3 separate regions of the Homo sapiens genome follow, and all the other regions are linked to region 2. Evidence: chromatin loops called from intact Hi-C (ENCODE). Cell type or tissue: PC-9. All regions are shown on one strand.

The links. A loop is a pair of places that touch in the nucleus more often than their neighbours do. Peaks named below come from ENCODE experiments on the same cell type or tissue, not always from the same donor. Only the 100,000 strongest peaks of a DNase experiment are listed, where the experiment ranks them.
Region 1: a loop joins it to region 2, with 4 times the contacts of the local background. A loop is called at or near these places in 6 of 110 quality-filtered maps.
Region 3: a loop joins it to region 2, with 8 times the contacts of the local background. A loop is called at or near these places in 2 of 110 quality-filtered maps.

Annotation. Positions count from the first base shown.
Region 1 is chr10:5,011,653-5,019,652 of GRCh38, forward strand. It overlaps a transcript of AKR1C2 not described here. Among named protein-coding and RNA genes, the nearest start is that of AKR1C2, 12 kb to the left of the region's middle. In PC-9, CTCF peaks have their summits at 3,597 and 3,807; DNase peaks (open chromatin) are centred at 1,949, 2,779 and 7,489; H3K4me3 peaks cover 6,682 bases; H3K27ac peaks cover 8,000 bases.
Region 2 is chr10:5,430,085-5,438,084 of GRCh38, forward strand. The region is part of intron 3 of NET1 (neuroepithelial cell transforming 1); the gene reads left to right. Among named protein-coding and RNA genes, the nearest start is that of NET1, 22 kb to the left of the region's middle. In PC-9, CTCF peaks have their summits at 4,120 (motif pointing left) and 4,338; no DNase peak of the experiment used is centred here; H3K27ac peaks cover 1,664 bases.
Region 3 is chr10:6,397,933-6,405,932 of GRCh38, forward strand. It overlaps LOC124902370 (a long non-coding RNA gene), which reads right to left. Exons shown (of 2, transcript XR_007062044.1): 2 at 397-3,869. It also overlaps a transcript of PRKCQ not described here. Among named protein-coding and RNA genes, the nearest start is that of LINC02656, 52 kb to the left of the region's middle. In PC-9, a CTCF peak has its summit at 4,045 (motif pointing left); DNase peaks (open chromatin) are centred at 1,469, 3,739 and 4,039; H3K4me3 peaks cover 717 bases; H3K27ac peaks cover 2,008 bases.

The sequences.
Region 1 (8,000 bases), 420 kb before region 2:
AAAGGAGAAATTTAGAGAGAATGAGTGTAGTCTGAGGATTTCAATTTACTTTATTATGTAAGCAAATCTGAATATGTAAACCTGTGTGGGGATTGAAAGAATGGAAAGAGGAAACACGAGAGACCCAATGACTGCAACCCTTAATGAACAAGAACTTGATGAACTGATGTGTAGTGAAAATCGAAGCGTAAGAGGCTTCATTAGTATGAAGTGTGTTAAAGTTAAAGGTTCATAGAGCAGTTATAAGTACTTCTTTGTCTGTATAAGTTATAACATGGAAGTAGTTGCCTGAAGTATAATCTAGGTATGAGTAGAAACTTTCAGTTGTTGAGAATGTAAAGAACAGCAATGCTGGAGTTCTCTGCATGTACAGCGAAAAAAGATATTCACAAATCCTGGGAGAAAGGGTAAACTAAGGGAATAAAGGGACTATATCTAGAAGGGGACATATGATAGGGTATAAATGATATCAGAGCTAAGGAACAGGTTTTTATTTCATTATATCTGAGATGAAATCTAGATTTTTCAGGACCTAGTGGCTAGTGATATAGTACTTTCTATTAGCAAGGCTAGAAAATTAAGGCTTACTTGCTTCAAGTTCTCCACAAAGCTAGTACAGTAGGCTCAATACTGCTCCCTCCCCCTGCCCTGCCAATAACTCATGCCTTTATCTTTGGAAGCTGTGACTATGTTACCTTACCTGGCAAAACAAACTTTGCAGATGTGATTATGTTAAGGATCCTAAGATAGAAGCATTTCCTGAATCATCTGGATGGGCAATGTCATCTCAAAATCCTTACAAGTGGCACCCAGGAGGGCCACAATCAAAGAGGATGTGTAAGGAAAGACCCATAGGGAAGAGATCCTAAGATGCCATGCAGTTGGCTTTCAAGATAGAATAAGTGCCATGAGCCAAGGAACACATTCTCTGGAACCTGGAATGGCCCAGAATAGCATTTTCCCCTAGACCCTCAAGAAAAAATACAACCTTGTGGACACCCTGACTTTAGCCTGTTGAACGAGATTTTGGAATTCTGATCTCCAGAACTGTGAGAAAATTAATTATGGTGCTTCAGGCCACAACATTTGTGATAATTTTTTACTGCAGAAATAAGAAATGAATTCAAACGTGATTCAGCAATTCTCATCTCTCTCCTGCATCATCAATTTTTCTCTTTCTACTAGATTCTTCCTAAGAGCACATAGGCATGCTGTTTTTTCTGTCATCTCAAAGAAAATTGTCATTTGACTTCATTGTTTTCTTCAGGGACTTCTCAATTGTCTGGTGTATTTATAACCCATTCTTTGAATACCTTCTACACTTCTGTATCTAATTCTTCTCTTCCTACACTTGAATGAACCTCTATTCAGGCTGTTGCCTCTACCAATTTATCAAAATTGGGACAAGGGAGAAGATTTTGAAAAATAACTAATGAGTACTAGGCTTCATACCTGGGTAACAAAATAATTTGTAGAACAAACCACCATGGCATGAGTTTACCTATATAACAAACCTGCATGTGCACCCCCGAACTTAAAATAAAAGTTAAAAATATTGAAAATAAAAAAGTTTTGGAGACCTAAATTACATTATTTAATTCTAATTCTGAAAAATTACCTTATCTAATATTTATGAAACGATTCTGATTCTATTTCTGAACAATTACATTATTTAATATTTATGGAAAAGTTAAAAGAAATACACATAACCGTGTCATGGCTAGCCTTTGACATTTTCTTAAAAAATTAAAGCACAACATACTGAACAATTACATTATTCTAATGTAAGGAAGTATGTGAAGAGCACAAAGTCAGAAATGGCCCCAGTGGCCCTAAGGGCTCATCTGGTTGTAGGTGGGCTTGTACTTGAGTCCTGGCTTGTCTGAGGATCAGTTCCAGCAGTTAGTGATTGAAACTGGACACCCTGATGGACCTGGTTAAACCTGCATCTCTGCATTTCTCCAGGGCCTAGGAAAGAAGGAAATGGGTGTAGATCTTCGATGTATCCTGGCTTTGTTATTTGTCATTAAACCTTTTCTTTAGTGTGGTAAAATATGTATAACATACAATTCATCATTTAACCATTTTAAAACATATAGTTTATTAGCATTAAGTCCATCAACCTTATTGAGCAAGCATCACCAGTATACATATATTACAATTTTAATCATCCCAACCTAAAACTCTGCTCATTAAACAACAACTTCCCATTTCCCTTTATTTCATCCTCTGGCAACCACCATTCTACTTCCTGTCTTTGCATTTAATTATTCTAGGCACCTCACATAGTTGGACTTATACAGTATTTGTCCTTTTGTGTCTGGTTTATTTGGCTTAGTAAAATGTCCTCAAGGTTCAACCATATTATTGCACGTATCTGAATTTCCTTCCTTTTTAAAACTAAATAATGTCCCTTTGTAGACACTAAACTCTGTTTATCCTTTCATTTGCTGATGCTCACTTGCATTTTCACCTTTTGATTATTGTGAATAGAATTATTATGAATAAGGTTATCATGAATACTAACATTGCTTCAAAAACATGTTTTAGTTTCTGCTTTTAATTTATTTAGGTATTGTGAGCCCCAAATACCTGAGACATGCCCCAGTCAATTTAGAAATTTATTTTTCCAAAGCAAAACCTCTCTCCTATTGTCCAGGCTGTCCTCTGCTATGGTTACTGGGCTCGTTTTTAGCACAAAGGTCTCACTGTTGTGTTATCCTTTCCAAGTGAGCCTTCAGGCCTTTTCCTTTTATATATTTTTGCAAGAAAGTTAATGAGGCATCTCATCCGAAATGCATGCTATCATGTGTATATTTTGGCATTGGTTGAACAAGGTGTGTTGGCATCCAAACCACGCCTTCATCATTTAGTTTTCAACCTTTCTTATCTTGAATACATCCTCTGTCCTTGGTAGCCTTTTTATCCTCAAGAGGATACTGGGATTTGAAAGCTGTCAGATCTATTTGGGGAATTAAAGGTGCCTGGACCTCAGCACTGCTATTGGTTGGGTGCCTGGCTGTGCAGTCAGTGAAAGCGTTCCCTCTAGCTAGATTGGAATTCCTGTGCTGATGGCATGGACAATGTCTAACAGCTGTTTCCCTTGGGGTTGCCAATACCTCCAATAGCTCCAACATGGCTTTGCATATTTAATTTTAGTATTATCTGCCCCTTTCCTTGCAAATAGCTCTGTGTGCATGGGCTATCATGAAAGAATATTTGGAATCAGTTTAGATATTGGTTCTCTTACCTTTGGACAGATGCAAGGCTCTCATAAGGGCAATTTACTCAGCCTTTTGCACAGAAGTCCCTGTTGGGAGAGTTCTTGCAGCTATTACCTCCAAGAGAGTCACTATAGCCTAGACAGCATTCCTCCTTCTGTTGGTGACTAGGCTGCTTCTGTCCACAAAGAGCATCCAGTCTCCACCCTGGAGGGCTGTGTCCTTCAGATCTGGTCGCCTGGAAGACTCTTGATCTATAACCACTAGGCAGTTGTGTACTAGTTCCTTTGGTTGCCCAGTAGGTGTCAACAAAGTGGCAGGGTCTAAGGCTCCAGTGCCCTGTAGTTTCATTAGACATTACCTATGGTGCACATTGCAGTGTGGTTTAATGCCTTTTGAATGAGAAAATTATTTTCTTTCTTTTCTACATTTTTATAGAGGAGTTTTGTAGATAGGCAGGAGATATCATTTCTAACATTATTCTCCAGTATAAAGGAAAACATACTTGACAGTTATGTCCCAAATTAGGTAAAAGAAGACTGACATTGGATGTCCCCAGGGGCTTATAATTTCTACCTGTAGTAGCATAAATTCCCTCTGTGTTCTGTAGACACAGAACTACCCTCCCTAACACAGACTCCTCATTGGTACAGCCCAATTACATCCACTTTCCTAAGCATATGGACCCCCTATCTCTGTCAATCCCACCCCCAGTGATTCACTGAGGGAGCAATTCCAGCCCTGGGTCCCCAGACAATGTAAGGTGTTGCAAACCCCACCTTCCCATAGACGGCCAAGAGCAGAGCATGGACATATTTGATTAGTACCGAGGAAATGTGAGAATAGTGAAACTTTGCTCTGACTGTATTCTTGTGTATTAGTCCATTCTCACACTGCTATAAAGAACTAAAGAACTACCTGAGACTGGGTAATTTACAAAGAAAAGAGGTTTAATTGACTCACAGTTCCACAGGCTGTACAGAAAGTATGGCTGTGGAGGCCTCAGGAAACTTACAATCACGGAGGAAGGCAAAGGGGAAGCAAGCATATATTCACATTGCTGGCAGGAGAGAGAGAGAGAGAGAAAGAAGGTGGAGGTGCTACACACTTTCAAACAACTAGATCTCAGGAGAACCATATGATGAGAACAGCAAGAGAGAAGTCAGCCTCCATGATTCAATCACCTCCCACCAGGCCCCTTCCCCAACAGTGGGAACTAGAATTTCACATGTAATTTGGGTGGGGACACAGAGCCAAACCATATCACTCCGCCCCAGCCCCTTCCAAATCTCACATTCTTTTCACATTTCCAAAGATAATTATGCCTTCCTAACAGTCCCCCAAAGTCTTAACTTATTTCAGCATTAGCTCAAAAGTCCAATTCTAAAGTCTCATCTGAGACAAGGCAAGTCCCTTCCAACTATGAGTCATAAAATCAAAAATAGGTTAGTTACTTTCTAGATACAATGGAAATGGGGTATTGAGTAAATGCTTCTGTTCCAAAATGGAGAAATTGGCCCAAACAAAGGGGCTACAGGCCCCATAAAAGTCCAAAACCCAGAAAGGCAGTCAATAAATTTCAAAGCTCCGAAATAATCTCTATTGACTCCATGTCTCATATCAAGGCCACACTAATGCAAGAGGTGGGCTCCCAGGGTCTTGGGCAGCTCTACCTCTGTGGCTATACAGGGTAAAGGCCCCATGGCTGCTTTCACTGGCTGGCATTGAGTGTCTGCAGCTTTTCCAGGCACACAGTATGAGCTTTCAGTGGATATACCATTCTGGGTTCTGGAGGATGGTGGCCCTCTTCTCATAGCTCCACTAGGCAGTGCCCCAGTGGAAATTTTGTGTGGGAGCTCAAACCCCACATTCCCCCTCCACACTGCCCTAGAAGAAGTTCTCCATGAGTGTTCCACCCTTGCAGCAGGCTTCTGCCTGGACGTCCATGCATTTTTATACATTCTCTGAAATCTAGGCAGAGGCCCCCAAGCCTCATCTCTTAGTCTCTGAGCAGGCACAGGCTTAAAACTACATGGAAGTCACCACACATTGGGGCTAGCATCCTCTAAAACAATAGCTCAGGATGTATCTGAGGCCCTTTTAGCCATGGCTGGGGCTGAAGTGGCTGGTATGCAGGGTGCCATGTCCCAAGACTTCACAGAGCAGTAGGACCCTGGGCTTGGCCCATGAAATTATTTTTCTCTCCTAAACCTCCAGGTCTGTGATAGAAGGGGTTACCTTGAAGGTCTCTGAAATACCTTGGAGGCATTTTTCCCTATTGTCTTGGCTATTAACATTTGGCTCTTCTTTACTCATGCAAATTTCTGCAACCACCTTGAATTCTTCCTCAGAAAATAATATTTTCTTTTCTGCTACATGGCCAGGCTCAAGTTATTCAAACATTTATCTTCTGCTTCCCTTTTAAATATGAGTTCCAGTTTCAGATAATCTCTTTGGGCATGCACGTGAGAATATGCTGTTAGAGGCAGCCAGGCCACATCTTGCTTGCTTTGATGCTTAGAAATTTCTTCCATCAGATACCCTAAATCATCTCACTCAAGCTCAAAGTGACACAGATCTCTAGGGTAGGAACACGATGATGCCAATCTTTTTGCTAAAGCATAGGAAGAGTGACCTTTACTCCAGTTCCCAATAAGTTTCTCATCTCCATCTGAGAACTCCTCAGCCTGGACTTCATTGTTCATATCCCTATCAGCATTTTCTTCATAACCATTCAAGTCTCTAGGAAGTCAAAACCCTCCTTCATCTTTCCATCTTCTTCTGAGCCCTCTAAACTCTTCCAATCACACCTACTACCTATCCAGTTCCAAATTTGCTTTGACATTTTCAGGTATCTTTATATCAATGCTTCACTATTTAGTACCAATTTTCTGTATTATTTTATTCTCCCACTGCTATAAAGAACTACCTGAGACTGGGTAATTTACAAAGAAAAGAGGTTTAATTGACTCACAGTTCTGCAGGCTGTACAGAAGGCATGGCACGGGAGGCCTCGGGAAACTTACCATCATGAAGGAAGGTGAAGGGGAAGTAAGCATGTCTTCACTTGGCTGGCAGGAGAGGGAGAGGGAGAGAGAGAGAGAAGGTGGAGGTGCTACACACTTTCAAACAACCAGATCTCATGAGAATTCTATTATGAGAAGAGTAAAAGGAAAGTCAGCCCTCATGATTCAATCTCCTCCCACTAGGCCCCTCCTTCAACACCGGGAATTACAATTTGACATGATATTTCGGTGGGGACACAGAACCAAACCATATCGTTTGGTATTCCAGAATTTCTGCCTTGCTGTTGCCACCCTAACCTCTGGTGCTTCCTCTTAGCAATTTTTTCTCCTCTGACCTCACCGTGCTCTATGGTTATAAATCCCCTCTTGTCTTACTTGGAGTCAGAGTTGAGCTTCAAGGGAACCAATACATTTTGCACTAAAATAAATTTCTTTGACACATTTCAAGACAGCTATTCAGAAGGGCAGGAAATACGAGAAGAGCCAAAAAGCTGTCTTTAGTGGGAAAGACTTGCATCTGTAGAGAAAATTTGCATTGTTACAGCTGGGCTTTCTCTGAGAATCTCTCTTGGATAGAAGAAAGATTAACTGAGAATCTGATACCTTTAAAGGTCTAAAGAAAAACATTTCCCAGCTGTTCTCTCTGAGGGCTGCTTCCTGGGAGATTTCATCTAAATAATGAAACCTCGTTTGCTAGCCAGGCTTGTTCTTCTCTCCATCCCATAACCTGTGTTGCCACTGTAAAAAATTTTGCCAAGATTTAAGTGCAATGGTGCAATCACAGTGCCCTGCAGCGTTGACCTCCTGGGTTCAAGCAATCCTTCTACTTCAGCCTCCCAAGTAGCTGAGACTACAGACAGGTGCCACTACACCCAGCTAATTTTTAAAATTTTTCCTTTTAGCAGAGACAAGTTCTTGTGGTGTGTTCCAGGTTGGTCTGAGCTGAAGAGATCCTCCTGGCTCAGCCTCCCAAAATGCTGGAATTATTGGTATGAGCCACCACGCCTGGTGATCTGGCTGTTTTTCCTGCATTCTGCCTGTAATTGTTTTTTAGGGTCTTTTTCCACATGTCTCATGTTCAGAGTCTCTAAGGCACATGGTGTAGCTGAGCTGATTCACCCCTGTCCTGTATAGAGCACCATGTGGGGGAAAGTTCCTGGTCTGCTATGCCATCGCCCAGCCAAAGGAGGGCTGCCTTTGCTCTGGTTTCACATTCCTGTTTTAAACAGTCATGCCCAGAATTGCTTGGCTACATTGTGACCTTAATGAAATATCTAGTTTGTGAAGTCACAGAATTTGCTTTTCATGAAACTAGAATCTCTTTGAGTTTGGGAGTCTCACATCCCATTAGGGTCCCTCTTTTAGCACCTCACTAAGATTATTAAAATTAATTAAAACTTTTGGATGAACTAGAATGTCTGCAGAAACCTCTAGCCATTTTGCTGGTTCGACAGGATAACCTTTTTTCCACTAAAGAATATTAGTGTTAGTTTAGTGATGAGGTTAATATTCCCCATTTTTCCCCTCTCCCAACCCAAAATGTACTAGGCTGAGTGTTAAAGACCAAAGACTAATCACTTGGACAAAGGATTCCTTGTATCCCCACAAGTCCTAGGTATTTTTCTCTCATTGAGAGCAGAGGGCCTGTATTGATGCCTGGACATGGGATTTTATACCTTCTTGGCATCCAGGGTTATACAATCAATAAACAGAGATGGTATAGAAAAATCCCTTAAAAATGATGGGTCATGCC
Region 2 (8,000 bases):
TTATGTGTTTTAAGTTGTAAGCATTTTGCAAAACAGTTTTAGTTGCATTTAAAATATCTTGTATTCAAAAAAAGAAAAAAGTATGAAATGACAACCTTGATTATTTTTAGGTATGTTTCAAATCAAATCAAATACAGAAATAGTATTTGTAGTTTGCCACAGTAAAATACGTGGTCTTCAACTAAGCTTTAGCAGTTATCAATATATGAATTATTTTGAAGTAAATCCTAGATGTCATGTCCTTTCATCTGTAAATATTCCATTTACTATCTTTATTGTCTTAGATAAAAACTTTTTTTTTTTTTTTTGAGGCGGAGTCTCGCTCTGTCTCCCAGGCTGGAGTGCAGTGGTGCGATCTCGGCCCCCTGCAACCTCCGCCTCCTGGGTTCAAGAGATTCTCTTGCCTCAGCCTCCTGAGTAGCTGAGATTACAGGTGTGTGCCACCATGCCCGGCTAATTTTTGTATTTTTAGTAGAGACAGGGTTTTGCCATGTTGTCCAGGCTGGTCTTGAATTCCAGACTCGGCCCCACAAAGTGCTGGGATTACAGGTGTGAGTCACCATGCCGGACCTTAGATAAGAACTTTTTAAAAACATAATAAAATACACTTTCTACAAAACAGTACAAATAATTCCTTAATATCAGATTCAGTTCAGAATTCATGCATTTTCTTGATCTTGTTTGTGTGTTTTTGTGGGGTTTTTTGTTTGTTTAGGTTTTTTTTGGTTTGGGGTTCATTTTGCCTGTTTGTAGTCCAAATAAGACACATACATTATGATTAACTATATCTCTTTTTTTTTTTTTTGAGACAGAGTCTCGCTCTTTTGCCCAGGCTGGAGTGCAGTGGCGCGATCTCTGCTCACTGCAAGCTCCGCCTCCCGGGTTCACACCATTCTCCTGCCTCAGCCTCCCAAGTAGCTGGGATTACAGGTGCCCGCCACCACGCCCGGCTAATTTTTTGTATTTTCAGTAGAGACGGGGTTTCACCGTGTTAGCCAGGATGGTCTCGATCTCCTGACCTCGTGATCCGCCTGCCTCGGCCTCCCAAAGTGCTGGGATTACAGGCGTGAGCCACCGCGCCCGGCCTTAACTATATCTCTTAAGTCTCTTTTAGTTCATTGGTTTCCCCTCTAACTATTTTCTTGGAATTTTTTGTTGTTGAAGAAACATGTCATGCAGGATTTTCCTATAGATCTTTTTATAGCCTGAATATTTATGATTGCATCCCCATGGTATCATTGACTATGTTCCTCTATTCCCTGTATTTCTGACAAGTTGGTAATTAGATCTAGAGAGCTGATCCAGTGTGGGTTTTTTGGGCCATGTACTTACCTCAAAAAGTATGTAATGCCTTTCTGTGATGCTCTCAAAATGGATGCTCATTGCCTACATGCATTTTTTTCTTGGTGGTTGCAAAGTGATGACATGTCTTTATCAGACCTCTGTTTATTAACTGGAATACATCTGTAAAGAGAAAATTCACCTTGTCGGCCATTTGATTACTCTGAAGTTCTGATTTATAATAAAAGCAGAACAAGTGCTTGATTCTTTTCCTTTGTCAGTTTTCAACAATAACGAATTCTATTCATTAGCATTCTCTGAAAGTAAGTAATGATTTTTTTTTCTCCTTAGTATTATGAACTCATGCATATAAATACTTGTTTTACATGGATTCAGTTTTTTTTAAATTTTGTTTTGTAGAAAAGACAGGGTCTCACTATGTTGGCCAGGAAGGCCTCAAATTCCTAGTCTCAAGCAGTGCTCCTACCTCGGCCTCCCAAAGTGCTGGGATTACAGGCATGAGCCACCACGCCTGGCCTCATTTCAGTTATTCTTACTGATGCCTCACATATCTGTCTTTGGCTGTTGGATGCTGTTTCAGGATGGTTCCTGTGTCCTTTTGACATGACCTTTATCTCACATCTAGTGGCTTAATAGCCTCCTTGTCTTCTAGGATGACAAATTATTGCAGGTCCTATTTTTTTGCTCTATGCCTGGAATCAGTCATTTCTAAAAGGAGTCTGGTTGCTTTGGGAAATGGTAGAGGCTAAAATCTGGGCATTGGGAATACTCCCTTCTACTGGATTGGTCATTGTTGATAGGACTTTTTAATGAATAGAGCTAGGAGATAAATATAATTTTAGAAAAACAAAACAAAATATGAATTTATATTGAAATTTCAGATTCAAAGATAAAGGGATTTAACTTAATCTTATCAGTCTTACTATGTAGAGTTCCTTCAACTTCACCAAAAGTCCAGAGACATTGATTTAATTATGCATTTGATTTATACTACAGTTCAAAGACAACAGCTTGCATTATTATTGATTACTGAAAACGTTTTATGTTTTCTTGCATTTTTCAGCTTTGTTTAAACCTATAGGTTATAACATAGTAGGGATGTACAGTCAAATTACTGTGTTTTTAAATTATTACACTCACTTCTGTGTGTAATTACACCAACAGCTCATTTGGTTTTTAAAAAAAATTTTATTGTTTAAGAATTACTGCTTTTTAAATTTATCTTATAATTGTGTGACAGAATTATGTAGAATTTTGAAGTCATTCTACAGAGGATTCTTGTTCATATTCCTGACTCTTCTACCCTACTCACTCTTTCAGATGAAATCTTTTTTTTTTTTAATTTTATGGTTTATCCTTCCACTTTTAAAATATATAAGCAACTATATATATATAGTATTCCACTTTCTTGGATGAACTGTATGTAGCCTACTGTCTTTCTTAATGTTTTGTTTGTATGTTTGCTCTTTGCTTTGGTATATCTTTTGATATTTAGGTAGGTTTGTGTTTTTGTTCTAATGGTTCTTTATACTGATACCTTATGTAATACCTTTTGGGCTACTATAAATGGGTTAATTCCTATGAGCATTTAGTTAACTAGCACTTCTCCCTACCCTCTTTCTCTTCTGATTTGAAATACTATTGCTTGACTTGTAGTTAATGCATTTAAGGCAGTAAGTGAGCTTATTTTACTTTTCATGTACATTCACCACTTTCCTCCCATTTTTAAAAATAGTTTGTCAGAGCTTTTAGCCATTACGAGCTATACTGTAGACCCTGATAACCATCAGGTAGTCTTAGTTCTACTGGTAAATATATATTTAATTCTCAGCACCAGTCCTCATGTTGAGTCCTTTCTAGTTTTTTTGTTTGTTTGTTTTGGTTTCTGAAGCTCATTCTCTAGTACAGGGGTCAGCAACCATGACCCACAAGCCATATGTGACTGATCTCTCTATGTTTTGTTTATAGCTGCCTTCGTAAACACTGCAGTATCTGGGCTGAGCAGTTGTGACAGGAACCATAGGACCTGTAAAGCCAAAAGTATTGACTCTCTGGCCCTTCACAGAAAAAGTTTGCTGACCCCTGCCCTGGAGTTGAGTAGATTCTCAGGCAGTGTTCATGGTATTCCCCAAGTACTTGCATGTTGCATGTTCTTTTCAGTTTGTTTGCAACCTTTATACTTGAAGGTTCATTTGGACGGATATGAAACCCATGGCTCACCTTTTCTTTCATTGAGTATATTTAATATTTTACTCCATTGTGTTCTGGCATAAACTATGTCTTTTCAAAGTCATAATAAATGTGTAGTTTCAGGTCATCTTTTGTTTTAGGAACTTTTTTTTTCTTGAATTATACCTTTTGGTATTTATTGTATTTTGTTTCCCCTCTGTACCCTTTATATTATCTTGGATCTTCATCTTTTAAAATCTTTTCTATTTATTACTTTTTCTCAAAACTTTTTATCTTTTTATTTTTAAAGCCATCCTCCTTTTTTCCCTAATGCATTAAGCATTGTACTTTTCATTCTGAAATAATTTTTTTTATTTTTAATTCTTAGTTCTATCACCTCTCATTTCAATTCCTTCTCCAGTCACCTAATTTCTGAGTCTTATGTTTCTTCAGAGCTTCTGTAATTTTCTTAATTTACTTCACGCTGTAGAGACATGATTCTACTCCAGTCTGTGTTTCCTTATAATAGTTTTAAGTGGAATTCTTAATACTTCTGTCGCTCATTTTTCAGTGCAGTAAGTTTCCTGTATGGTGAGAGGAATAGGCCAGGATAGCCTTTTCAGCTTCATAACTCTAGAGCTCCCTCTTGTGTTGTGTTCACAAGGTGATTTTTCAAAGTATGGTTTCATCCTTTCTGAGATCTTTTCTGCTCCCTTTCTCTTTTATCTGGAACTTTTCTTGTCTTTGCTTCTGTTGCCCTGTTCTTCTCAGTCTGGAGTCTACTCCTAGGAGTTTTTCTAAAAGAAGTATCAGTTTCAAGAGTTTACATGGCCCAGACTGCTCTAACACCTATTTGCATGGCATTGTTCTTGTTCTCAGCCTGAGAACAAGATCCTTCAGAGCCTTTCCCAGATGAGGCTGCTATTCTGAGACTAGTATGCCATTGAGGCTTCAGGGGAGGTTGAAGGGATTCTCCTGTTCCCAGGGCCATCAGAAAAACCCCGTGCCTTCCCTCTGCCTCATCATACACAAATGCTGATACTTTGTGGGCCTCATAACTGTCTGGTTTGTCACTCTGCTCATATTTTGAGGTTTAAGGGGAATCTTTCTCTTTGTTGTGGATTTTATTTGTGGGTTTTCTTTTTTTTTTTTTTTGGTTATGCTAGTTGCTCTGTTTTTTTTTTTCTTTAAAAGTAAAGACCTGTCAAAGAATTAACTTATTAATGAGTTAACCAACATTATAGAAAAGCTGATCAAAGGACTAGGAAACACTGACATACACTAGTCACTGAAGGAAAGAATGGTGGACTGAGATTACCAAATTATATATAAAATATTAATATCCTCATCTGCATCTCTACCTACAAAATTTATTTGCATTGCTGTGAGTTTTCTACAGAGTTAACTTTTACTTTTTCAGAGCTATAGAAAAGCCTGCTCAGTACAAATAGTGAATCAAACAAAAGGCTTGAAGTTCTGATGATCCCAGTAGCATTAAGCTGTATTTATACTTTGAAAATAATGATTGGCTAAAACAGAGATACTCAACCCTGGCTGCAGATCAGAGTCACCTGAGGGTGGCTTGTGTAGCAGGAGAAGTGTGCTACGGGACCTATTCCAGACCAATTCCATATATGAATGGAGGAATAGGGGAGGAAATGAGGATAAGTGACATTGGGACCTAGGAACATTTGATTTTTCTTTTTATTTTTTAAAGATACCAGGTGATTCTCATGTATAGCTAGAGTTAAAAACTAGAATGTGACATTCTTAAAGTTATTCCTCCCTCCCCCTGATTTTTGCTTGGACTTACATCTAAATACAACAGTTTTTATGTAATAAGCTAAACATAATCTGTTAGTACAATTATTTGATGCCTGTTGCTAGGAGCCATTCTACTTTATATGCCTCCGTGCCTGAGATAGATAGATAGATAGATAGATAGATAGATAGATAGATAGATAGATAGATAGATAGACAGACAGACAGATAGATAGATAGATAGATAAAATAGATACTCCGTAAATATTGAATTAATGAATGAAATATTAATAATACAGGTCAAATGAATGACATAAGACCTTGGACTTACATAAGCATATAACATGATCATTGTATTACGTATTTGGACTTTGGATATCTTATATGAAGAATTTAATTCTGATGTCAATTGAATTTTCATGTTATGGATCATTAGCTATTTTGTCTTGAAGCTGTGATTGTTTATCAAATTTTTCTCTAGGTAAAATTTCAGCCTTGTCTTACTAGGCTGACTTACTTCTGTATTATATATACAATTATTCATTTTTAAAAGAACACAGTATTAGTTTTCCAAATGTGTTTCTCAGCTGTGTATGTTAGCAACTACAATCTTTCCTTTTTATTTTGATAGGAAGAGTCAAAAGTGACTGTTGACTTTGTTAATGTGAAATAACACTGGCATGAGTATACTGAGCATATTTTTGTGACTTAATTTCTTTAACTCTGATAGTTAGTGATTATAACACAAACTAGAACACTTCTAAAGAAATGTTTTAAAGTATGTTCTTTTTCTGAAACTTCAAATTTAGGATCTCAGTTTTCCGTTTTCCTAGAAGTTAAAAGGAGGTGTGTGTGTGTGTGTGTGTGTGTTGTGTGTGTGTGTGTGTGTGTGTGTGTGTGTGTGTGTGCATATATATATATATATATATATATTTTTTTTTTTTTTTTTTTTTTTTTTTAATGTGGAGTTTTGCTCTTGTTGCCCAGGCTGGAGTGCAATGGCTCAATCTCGGTTCACTGCTCACTGCAGCCTCTGCCTCCCAGGTTCAAGTGATTTTCCTGCCTCAGCCTCCCAAGTAGCCGGGTTAATTTTGTGTTTTTAGTAGACAGGGTTTCACTCTGGTGGTCAGAGTGGTATCGAACTCCTGACCTCACGTGATCCACCTGCCTCGGCCTCCCAAAGTGCTGAGATAACAGGTGCGAGCCACTGCGCCCAGCCTGGGGGTTATATTTTGAGTATTGGTATACTCTGCCATTTTTAGATTAAACATAATAATAAGTGTTTTAGTCCTAATAAATAACATATAAATGATAAATAATTTTAAAAGCATTGTGATTGTTTATAATTATAATAATGTCTTGGCAGTTTCTGATTTAACATTCCAAATACCACTTTTGAGAAACAACCTCTTAGAACCATGACAGGTAATTTGATCATGTTGCAAAGCACAGATTTGAATAGTGTGAAGCTAGCTGGCATGTGAAACCTAGTGACTTACCTAGCTTACTGTTGCCCTCCACCTGCACTTTGATTTAGCTATGATTTCTACTGGTTGCCTTATAAGATAATAAAACATTGTTTTGCTGTGACAGAGGTCCAAAAAAGAAAGCCAACTGCTGGTTCAGGTGTTGATATAAGAAAATGGTGTTCTTGGCCAAAAATAAAAGTTAAATACAAAACAATTATTGCTGATTAGTGCTCTGAGAAGCCATTGAGCAATACAGAGCTACTTATCTTTAAGCTTAATCATTCCTAGACTGCAATGTATTTAAATACTTATGTCTCCTTTTTAATACATGAATACATTGTTCTGGCAAAAAATTGAAACCGTTTTTTTAAAGACCTCTTTTACTGCCTTCAGCCTCTGAAGTATCCAGTTATTATTTGATGTTTGTCCAGATTGTTTTCTTTTTATTTATCTATTTTCATACAGTATGTGTAATGACTACAGATATATGATTATCCTGTATATATGCTATAGCTTGCTTTTTTTAATTTATGTTTTATTGGTACATATAAAGCAGGCTCCCTAATTCTTCTTGGTTGCTGTATTGTATTCCATAGTGTGTTAAAGTACCATAATCTATTTAACCAGTCTTTTAAGAATGGCTATTTTTGTATATTTCTAATTTTTTTCATATTAAAAACAGTGCTGTACTTTACCTTCTGGTGCACAAGGAGGGACCATGTTTGTGTCTCTATTATAGATGTTTAGAAGTGGGTTGCAAGTTTTAGTTTTGTTAATATTGTCTATTTGCCTTCCAAAATGTTTGCCAAATTGATACTTTTCTATCGGTTTATGATAATATTCATAACCGAGTACCCTTTTCAACTCTGTATTTTCCCTAGTATTTTTTTTTTTAACCAACTATTGGGATAGATAACCTGACAGGAAATCAATAAGGAAGTAGAAGACTTAAACAGCACTCAGACCAAATGGACCTAACAGACATACAGAGCCCTTCACCCAACAACAGTAGATTATACATTTTTCTCAAGTGCATGTAGAACATTCCAGGATAGACGGTATGTCAGGCTGCAAAACAAGTCTTAATACATTTATAAAGACTGAAATCATACAGACTAATTTTTTTAACACAGAGAGTGAAACTAAAAAGCAGTAACAAAAGGAAATCTAAAAAATTTATAAGTATGTGGAAATTAAACAACACATTATTAAACAATCAATGAGTCAAAACAAATCACAAAGGAAATTAGAAAATACCTTCAAATGGAAATGAAAACACAACATGCTAAAACTTATGGA
Region 3 (8,000 bases), 970 kb after region 2:
AAGAAAGAAAGAAATCCTTGCCTAACCCAAAGTCAAGATTTATCCCTATGTTTTATTTTAAGAATCTCATAAGTGTTACTTCTTACATTTAAGTCTATCATCCATTTTGAGCTGCTTTTTGTGCATGGTGTGAGATTGGGGTTCAAGCTCATTCTTTTGAATGTAGATATTCAGCTGTTCTTAGCATCATTTGTTGAAAATCCTATTTTTTCTCCTTTGCATTCCCTTGGCACCTTTGTTGAAAGTCGATGACCATAAATGTATAGGCTTATTTATGTATGAACTCTGTATTCTATTCCATTGATTTTCATGTCTAGTCTTACGCCAGTACCACAATATCTTGATTGCTGTCACTGTGTAGTAAGTTTTGAAATTAAGAAGTGTAAGTCTTCCAACTTAGTTCTTCAAAAGATGATATTTATTTTAAAATAAAGGGCTGTTTGTCATATAATTTGACTGTGTGTTGGAAAATACTTTTAGATTTTGAGAGGCTTGCATAAGTTAGTCAATATTCTTTCATGGAGGAAAAAAGCTTTCTGTGCCCAGCTGTTCAACAACAGGAAAATTCTATAATATGTTTTCTCATTCATTTGGAGTGGGCATGTGAGTCAGCCTTTGGTTGGTTGTTGAAACCTTCTTGAAGAGCCTTATTTCAGAAGTTTGATTTGCTCAATGGACGTTTACCCATCATTTCCTCCATGTCATGGCCTGTGCTAGATGCTGGGAGAGAGAGAGAAAGGAGACACAATTGCTTTCAGGATGCTCACAGTAGAGCAAGGAACGAGTCACAATTTTAGAGCTGAATTTTTCTTTTTCTTTTTTTTTCTCTTTTCTTTTTTGAGACACAGTCTGGCTCTGTCACCCAGGCTGGAGTGCAGTGGCGCAATTACAGCTCACTGCAACCTCTACCTCCTGGGCTCAAGCCATCCTCCCACCTTAGCTTCCCGAGTATCTAGGACCACAGGTGCAAGCCACCACACCCAACTAATTAAAAAAAAATTTTATAGAGTTTTCTGTAGGATTTCACCATGTTGCCCAGGCTGGTCTCGAACTTCTGAACTCAAGCAATCTGCCTGCCTCAGCCTCCCAAAGTGCTGAGATTACAGGCATATCAATACAATGATACAATGATACAATGGCTGAGCCACTGCACCCAGCCATTAAAGCTGAATTTCTGGAGACTGTCAATGTAAACTCCCTTGCTTTGTAGATATGAAAAGGCAGCCTAGAGAATGACAGCTTTGGGTGAAAGCCATAGTGTCCCCACAAGTAAATAATGGTGAGCAGAGTGCCTTGCATATAGTAGGTCCTCGATAAATATTCACCGTGATTTACTTACTAGATGGTATGTAAGCTAGTGGTTGGAATATTTAAACATAAACACACAGACTCAGAATGTTGAGAATGTGCTCAATTCCTTTCTGCAGTGAGTTTTAAATTTAAAGATTCCTTTGTGCTCCCTGCCTAGCCTGGAGCTATTGCTGCGCTCTTGGCAACATCCACCCGGCTGAGCCCAGCAGCCCTTGCCCTGGAGACAGAAATTGCCCCCTTTTTTTTTTCCTTCTTTTTATTTTTTTTTGGCACAGGGTGTGTTGAGACAGGTTGAATAGCCACCCTGGAGTTTTGCCAGAGCCACAAGATGAGGAAGGTCAAGAGGCAGAAGAGAGCAGGGTGAGGAGATGGGGGTGGAGGAGAGGAAGTTTGACATCATGTGGCTTGAATGGCTCAAAATGCTGAAATGCCAGCATTAGTTCAAGCAATTTAGACTTTCAGGAAGCCTGGCCTTTCCCCCTAGAGTCGTTTGTTTAGTCCTGTCTGGTGGGCTTGGCTGGCGGATTCCACAAACTCATGATGAAAAAGTTCTCCAGGCAGAACAGAGATGTGGCCTCCATTCCTACAGGGTAGACAATCAATTCCAAGGGCCCAGCATCTCCTATGAACCCAAGGTCACTCAGATCAAGTCCCCAGGGTGGCAAATGTCTGGCATCAATCGGGGGTTGGGGGGGCGGACACTGAGTTTAGTTCAAGGAAGTATTGCCAGATTTTGTGTGTTCTTCTGTGCCACTGATGGATTTGAATGAATTTGAACATGCTGCACGGTTTGACGCACGTCAGAACTGAAAGAGAAGGCAGAGTCCAGGTGAAGAGCAGGAACGTGGCCAGATTGCCCAAGTTAGAATGGGGCTCTGTTACTAGCCAGCTGGAGATGTCGGCTGCTGACTTGGTGTTCTCTACCTGAGTTTCCTCATTCAACACTGAATCCCCCGGCTCTGCCCTTCTTTCATCTGTAGCCCCAGTACCTTTTAGCAAACTATGTAATTTACTTGTTTGCTATGTTTGTGATTTACTGTCTGTCTTCCTCATCTCCTGCTCTGAAAGGACAGACATCTTGCTTGTTGTGTTTTGATGCATTCCAAGATTCTGGAAGACTTGGAAGACAGCAGGTGGTCCATACACATTTGTTGAATGTGAGTAGTCACAGTACCAACCTCGCTGTGTTGTTATGCAGGTGAGATGACTTAATACTGTCATATACGCAGGGCAGTCCCAGCCCTGAGCAGTGTGCCCTGAACTATATTTCAACACACAGCGAGAGCTGGATCTCTCGAGCAATCCCACGTCCCGTGTCTCGGCAGGCCCAGGACAGTTCTGCTTTTAACCTGTTTCCTGGAGTAATTGCTAACAGTGCTTCCTTTCAGAAAAAAAAAAAAAAAGGCTCATTTTAGCTAGTAAATTATATGGTTTGGCTACATGTAAGTGTTTTTACTCATTCATTTAAGAAACTGAAAAAAAAAAAAAAAATCTGCCAGCTGGCATGCACCTACAGTCCTGGGTGCTCGGCAGGCTGAGGTGGGACGATGCTTGAGCCCAGGGGTTCAAATCTAGCCTGGGCGACATAGAAAGACCCCACTTCTACAAAAAGCAGAAGAAAGAAAGAAAAAATATTGAATGGGTACCATGTTAGATGCTAAGAACAACGACCATAGTTCGTTCCCTTTTAGAGCTTACTGTCTTCTGGAGAACTTGCAAAATTAAATAATTCAAATTTAAAACTGTTGGAACTTTATTCTGAGCCTTGAGAGAAATGGACTGAGTCACATAGCATGCCGTTGCAACTTCTGCTTTTTCCCGTAAACGATTAGGAATGACCGAGTAGCACCAGAAATAAGACCCTCTGAGTGGTGACCCCTCAGAACATTACTCTTGTCCTCACAGAACATTACAGCCATCTTCCATGGAATGGAGCAAGCCACCCTAATCAAATCGCTATGACATGTATCTAGCCTTGCACGGAAAACATTGCAACCTGCCGAAACCATCTCTACCTATGTAAGCACAGCCTTAGCTTCCCCACTTTAGAGCATGTCCCTTTGGGGTCTGTGTTTTCCGGGTGACCGTTCTCAAGCTCTGTACTCAAATAAACCCCATACTTCATCATATTTTCTGTATCACCTTATTTAAGGTCAACAAACTTTAAGGACATAATTAAGTAGACAACCTCATGACTTGAACACATGGTTAATAGTAATAATTGGATTGACATCCATATAGTTCTCCTCTGTTTTAGGAGAGGGCTGGTTTTTTTTTTTTAAATATTGATCCATTTTCGTGCTTTGTATAGTAACCCAATGAGGTAGAAGTGATTACCGCCACCCTTTTACTGATTACAACACCTGGGGTTCTGAGCGCCAGCCACTTGGTGAGGATTGCGGGGCCAGGGCACTCTGGTCCCAAAGCTCTGATTCCCACGGGCTTTCCTGCTGAGTCACGCTGTCTGCTGGGAGCTGTTGACCCGCCGTCTCTTTCTCTGACTTCCACCCGATAATTCTACATGGCTCTGCAATAAGCAGCTTTTTTCTTATTATTTCCTACAAATACATAGGTTACACTCTGATTAAAGGCAGAATACACATCTTGAATTAAGGGGAAGGCTGAAGCCTGGAATTCTTCCCATCTCTAATCCTGCCTGGTCACTGAAGTTCCTGAGTCCTCAGCTCAGGTCTGAGGCAGCCCTGCCCAGCAGGGACGGAAACTGCAGCTTTTTCATGTTCCTCTGCCTCCCTCTAGTGACTCAAGTCCAAAATAGTGCGGCTGGGAACTATTGGAAGAACACAGACGCTGCAAAGAAGCTGGAAACCATCATTCTCGGCAAACTAACACAAGAACAGAAAACCAAACACCGCATGTTCTCACTCATAAGTGGGAGTTGAACAATGAGAACGCATGGACGCAGGGAGGGGAACATCACACACCGGGGCCTGTTGGGGGATTGGGGACTAGGGGAGGGATAGCATTAGGAGAAATACCTAATGTTGATGGGTGCAGGAGACCACCATGGCACGTGCATACCTATGTAACAAAACTGCGTGTTCTGCACATCTACCCCAGAACTTAAACTATAATTTTAAAAAACCCCAAAAGAGTGCAATTTCAATGCCAAAAAAAAAAAAAAAAAAAAAAGCTGAGCTTCATCTATTCCTTCCGCTCTTTCCTCCCTCACGCCTACCATGTGTGAAGCACTGTACCCAACATGAAGGACACAGACAGAAAAGCCTGACTCCGCATCTCCCTGCTCGGGTTGCCTTGGCAACTTCTCCGTGTACCCAAAGAAGCAAAGGGGACTTAACAATTTCAAAGAAGAGTGGCAGTAACTACTTTTTCTGTTCCGAGCTTTCTTGTATAAAGTGAAGCACTGTGTGGCCTTTAAGAGTTCTATTAAGGGCCGGGCAGGGTGGCTCATGCCCGTAAATCCCAGCACTTGAGGTCAAGAGTTCGAGACCAGCCTGGCTAACATGGCAAAACCCCGTTTCTACTAAAAGTACAAAAATTAGCCAAGTGTGGTCGTGGGCACCTGTAGTCCCAGCTACTTTGGAGGCTGAGACAGGAGAATCACTTGAATCCAGGAGGTGGAGGTTGCAGTGAGCTGAGATTGTGTCACTGCACTCTAGCCTGGGCAACAGAATGAGACTCTGTCTCAAAACCAAATAGAAACAAAAAGAATTCCATGAAGGGAATTAGGACCACTTTTTAATTCAGTGTCTGCACACTATCTCCTGACCACCTGGCTGCTGCTTTTCCTCCCTGCTTCCTGTCCTCCCTTCCTCTCTACCTTGCTCTACTCTCCTATCCCTTCACTGGTGCTCCTTTTGTGTTTTATCTCCTCTGCCAATCAACATGCAGGGCAAGGAAGCCAGGCATAGCACCGGGCACTGGCCGGCCCTGCTGGTCGCTCTCATGCCTGAAGCTCTGTGCTAAAACACCTAGTTTCCGGCAATGTGCAGACGGTGGACACTCAGAGGTGGGGTGCGGCAGGATTCAGACTTCTCAAGGACACCATAGTGTGGCAAACACTAAGGAGTTCGCTGCCAGTGTCTTAGTCGGAGTAGGGCAAGGCTATGGAGTAGGGTCCCTTCTATTTGGAAAAGAGAAAAGTGCTTCTGATGTTATTTTTATATAATGATCCAGGCAGCTTGGTTTGACCATCCAACACCTGCAGAGCCCAGCTCAGCATTCATGTCTTCATTCCCCTCTGCTATCTCTGGGGCATATCCAGTGTCCCTGAACCGTGAGTTCCCGGCTCACTCTCAGGTTTCTGCCGACTTTGGTGGGTCTAAGATGAGACCTTTGGTAACCACAGAAACAAAGCTTCTCCCCATGCTCATGGCCTGAGGAAGCTTTGGAAAGGTGTTATATGGATGTTTCAAATGCTGTGTCAGACCATTTTAATCTACGCACCTCTTATTATTGTGTCTGAGCACAATGTATTGCAATCCAGTGTTTATCTCTCCTATTGAAATGGAGACAGCTAAAGGGTCTGCATGATGCTAACTGAATTTTGTATTCCCAGTGCCTAAGACATAGTTGGTGCTCGATAATTGTTTGTTTCAGGGATAAATGAATGAAAAAAAAAATGAATGAGTAATCATTAGCCTCAGCAATACTTTGTTCCCAAAGTCACACACACACTCATTTATTTCCTCCTAAGAACAGATGCTAGGCCAACAGGTCTTCATGATTTTACAATCTCTATGGTGACAGATAAGACATTAGGGTGCATATGAGGAAAAGATAGGAGATAGCAGGATACGAAGGCCTAAAAAGGGGGAGAGGAAATGGAGAAAAAGTGCCTACAGATTCTAATAACTGAGAGACAATTTTTAGGATTATGGTCACAGTTTTAGTAGCAAGAATAAAAAAATGCAGAATTCTACCCTTTCCTTGCCAAGATTAGATAAGGGCAAAAATCCTTTAATGGCATTAAAGAGAAAGAGAAAAGAAAAAACTAGAGAGAGAGAGAGAGAGAAAGGGAGAGAAGGGGGGGGGAGAGAGAGAGAGAGAGAGAGAGAGAGAGAGATTGCATGGCCAGAGGTCTAACTCAAATACTTGCAATGTTCAGATAAAAAACCCTCTTCCATGCCAGACTCTGACAATGGATTCATTCTTTCTTTCGTTCTTTCTTTTCTTTCTTTCCTTCTTTCTTTCTTTTTTCTCTTTCTTTCTCTCTTTCTTTCTCTTTCCTTTCTTCCTTCCTTTTTTCCTTTTTTCTTTCTTTCTCTCTTTCCTTTCTTTCTCTGTCTCTCCTTCCTCCCTCCTTCCTTCCTTCCCTTCCTTCCTTACTTCCATCCTTTCTTCCTTCTTTCTCTTTCTTTCTTTCTTTTTTTCTCTCTCTCTTTCTCTCTTTCTTTCTCTCTTTCCTTTCTTCCTTCCTTTCTTTCCTTTTTTCTCTTTTTCTTTCTCTCTTTCCTTTCTTCCTTCCTTTCTTTCCTTTTTTCTTTCTTTCTCTCTCTCTCCTTCCTCCCTCCTTCCTTCCTCCCTTCCCTTCCTTCCTTCCATCCTTTCTTCCTTCCTTCACTCCTTCCTTCCTTCTTTCTCTCTCTCTTTCATTCTTTCTTTCCTTCTTTCTTTCTTTCTTTCCTTCTTTCTTTCTCTTCCTTCCTTTCTTTCCTTTTTTCTTTCTTTCTCTCTCTCTCTCCTTCCTCCCTCCTTCCTTCCTCCCTTCCCTTCCCTTCCTTCCTTCCTTCTATCCTTCCTTCCTTCTCTCTCTCTCTCTTTCTTTCTTTCTTTCCTTCTGACATGGGGTCTCACTCTGTTGTCTAGGCTGGAGTGCAGTGGCACAATCTTAGCTCACTGCAATCTCTGCCTCCCACAAGTGATCTTCCAACCTCAGCCTCCCAGATAGCTGGGTCCACAGGTGCACGCCACCACACCCTGCTAATTTTTTGTATTTTTGGTAGAGACAGGGTTTCACCATGTTGGCCAGGCTGGTCTCAAACTCCTGAGCTAAAGCAATCTGCCCATCTCAGCCTCCCAGAGTGTTGGGATTACAGGCGTGAGCCACCGCGCCCGGTCAGATTCTGTTTTTCATAGTGAGAGCTTCACAACAAACAGATGTGTTTCCTTGGGAAGCAGTGTTCCTTCAGGCAGATCTGTGCACTGGGCAGCTCTCCGTTTGCCGTCCTCTCATCTTGACTTTCGTGAACTCTCTCCTTTTGCGTCCTGGACCCCACCCAGGGAACTGCTCACTGCCTTGCTGGCAGGTTTGCAAATCACCCATGACAATAACTTACGTGTTTATTACCCAGTGCTATTGGCATTTTCACTGGGGAACTCCAGCGCCCCGCAAGTCTTTCTGACCTCAAGAATAAGGTTTTTAATAGCCAAGTGTTAAGTGTGGTGGAATGGGAAGGTGGATATTTTGGAAGAGGGAATTTGCCTTGCGTCTTCCCAACTATGCCCAAGAGCCCACTAGATGGCTCAAGTTCTTTATCCTGCTCTTTGCAAATGGACTGTCGCATGATTCTAGGTCTAGAGGAAGCTGATTGCTGCTACTGGAAGGGTCAGGCTTTGAAGGACAAGTGCGGGAGTGCTGGCTACTTTATGGTACTCTATGACTGGTGCACCCATGTGCCCATGGGGAGCAATGACAGCTCCAAAATCTCACAGGTTGGCACCTGTTACCAATGTTGTCCCATTTCCATGCAGCTGGGAGACCCTCAGTG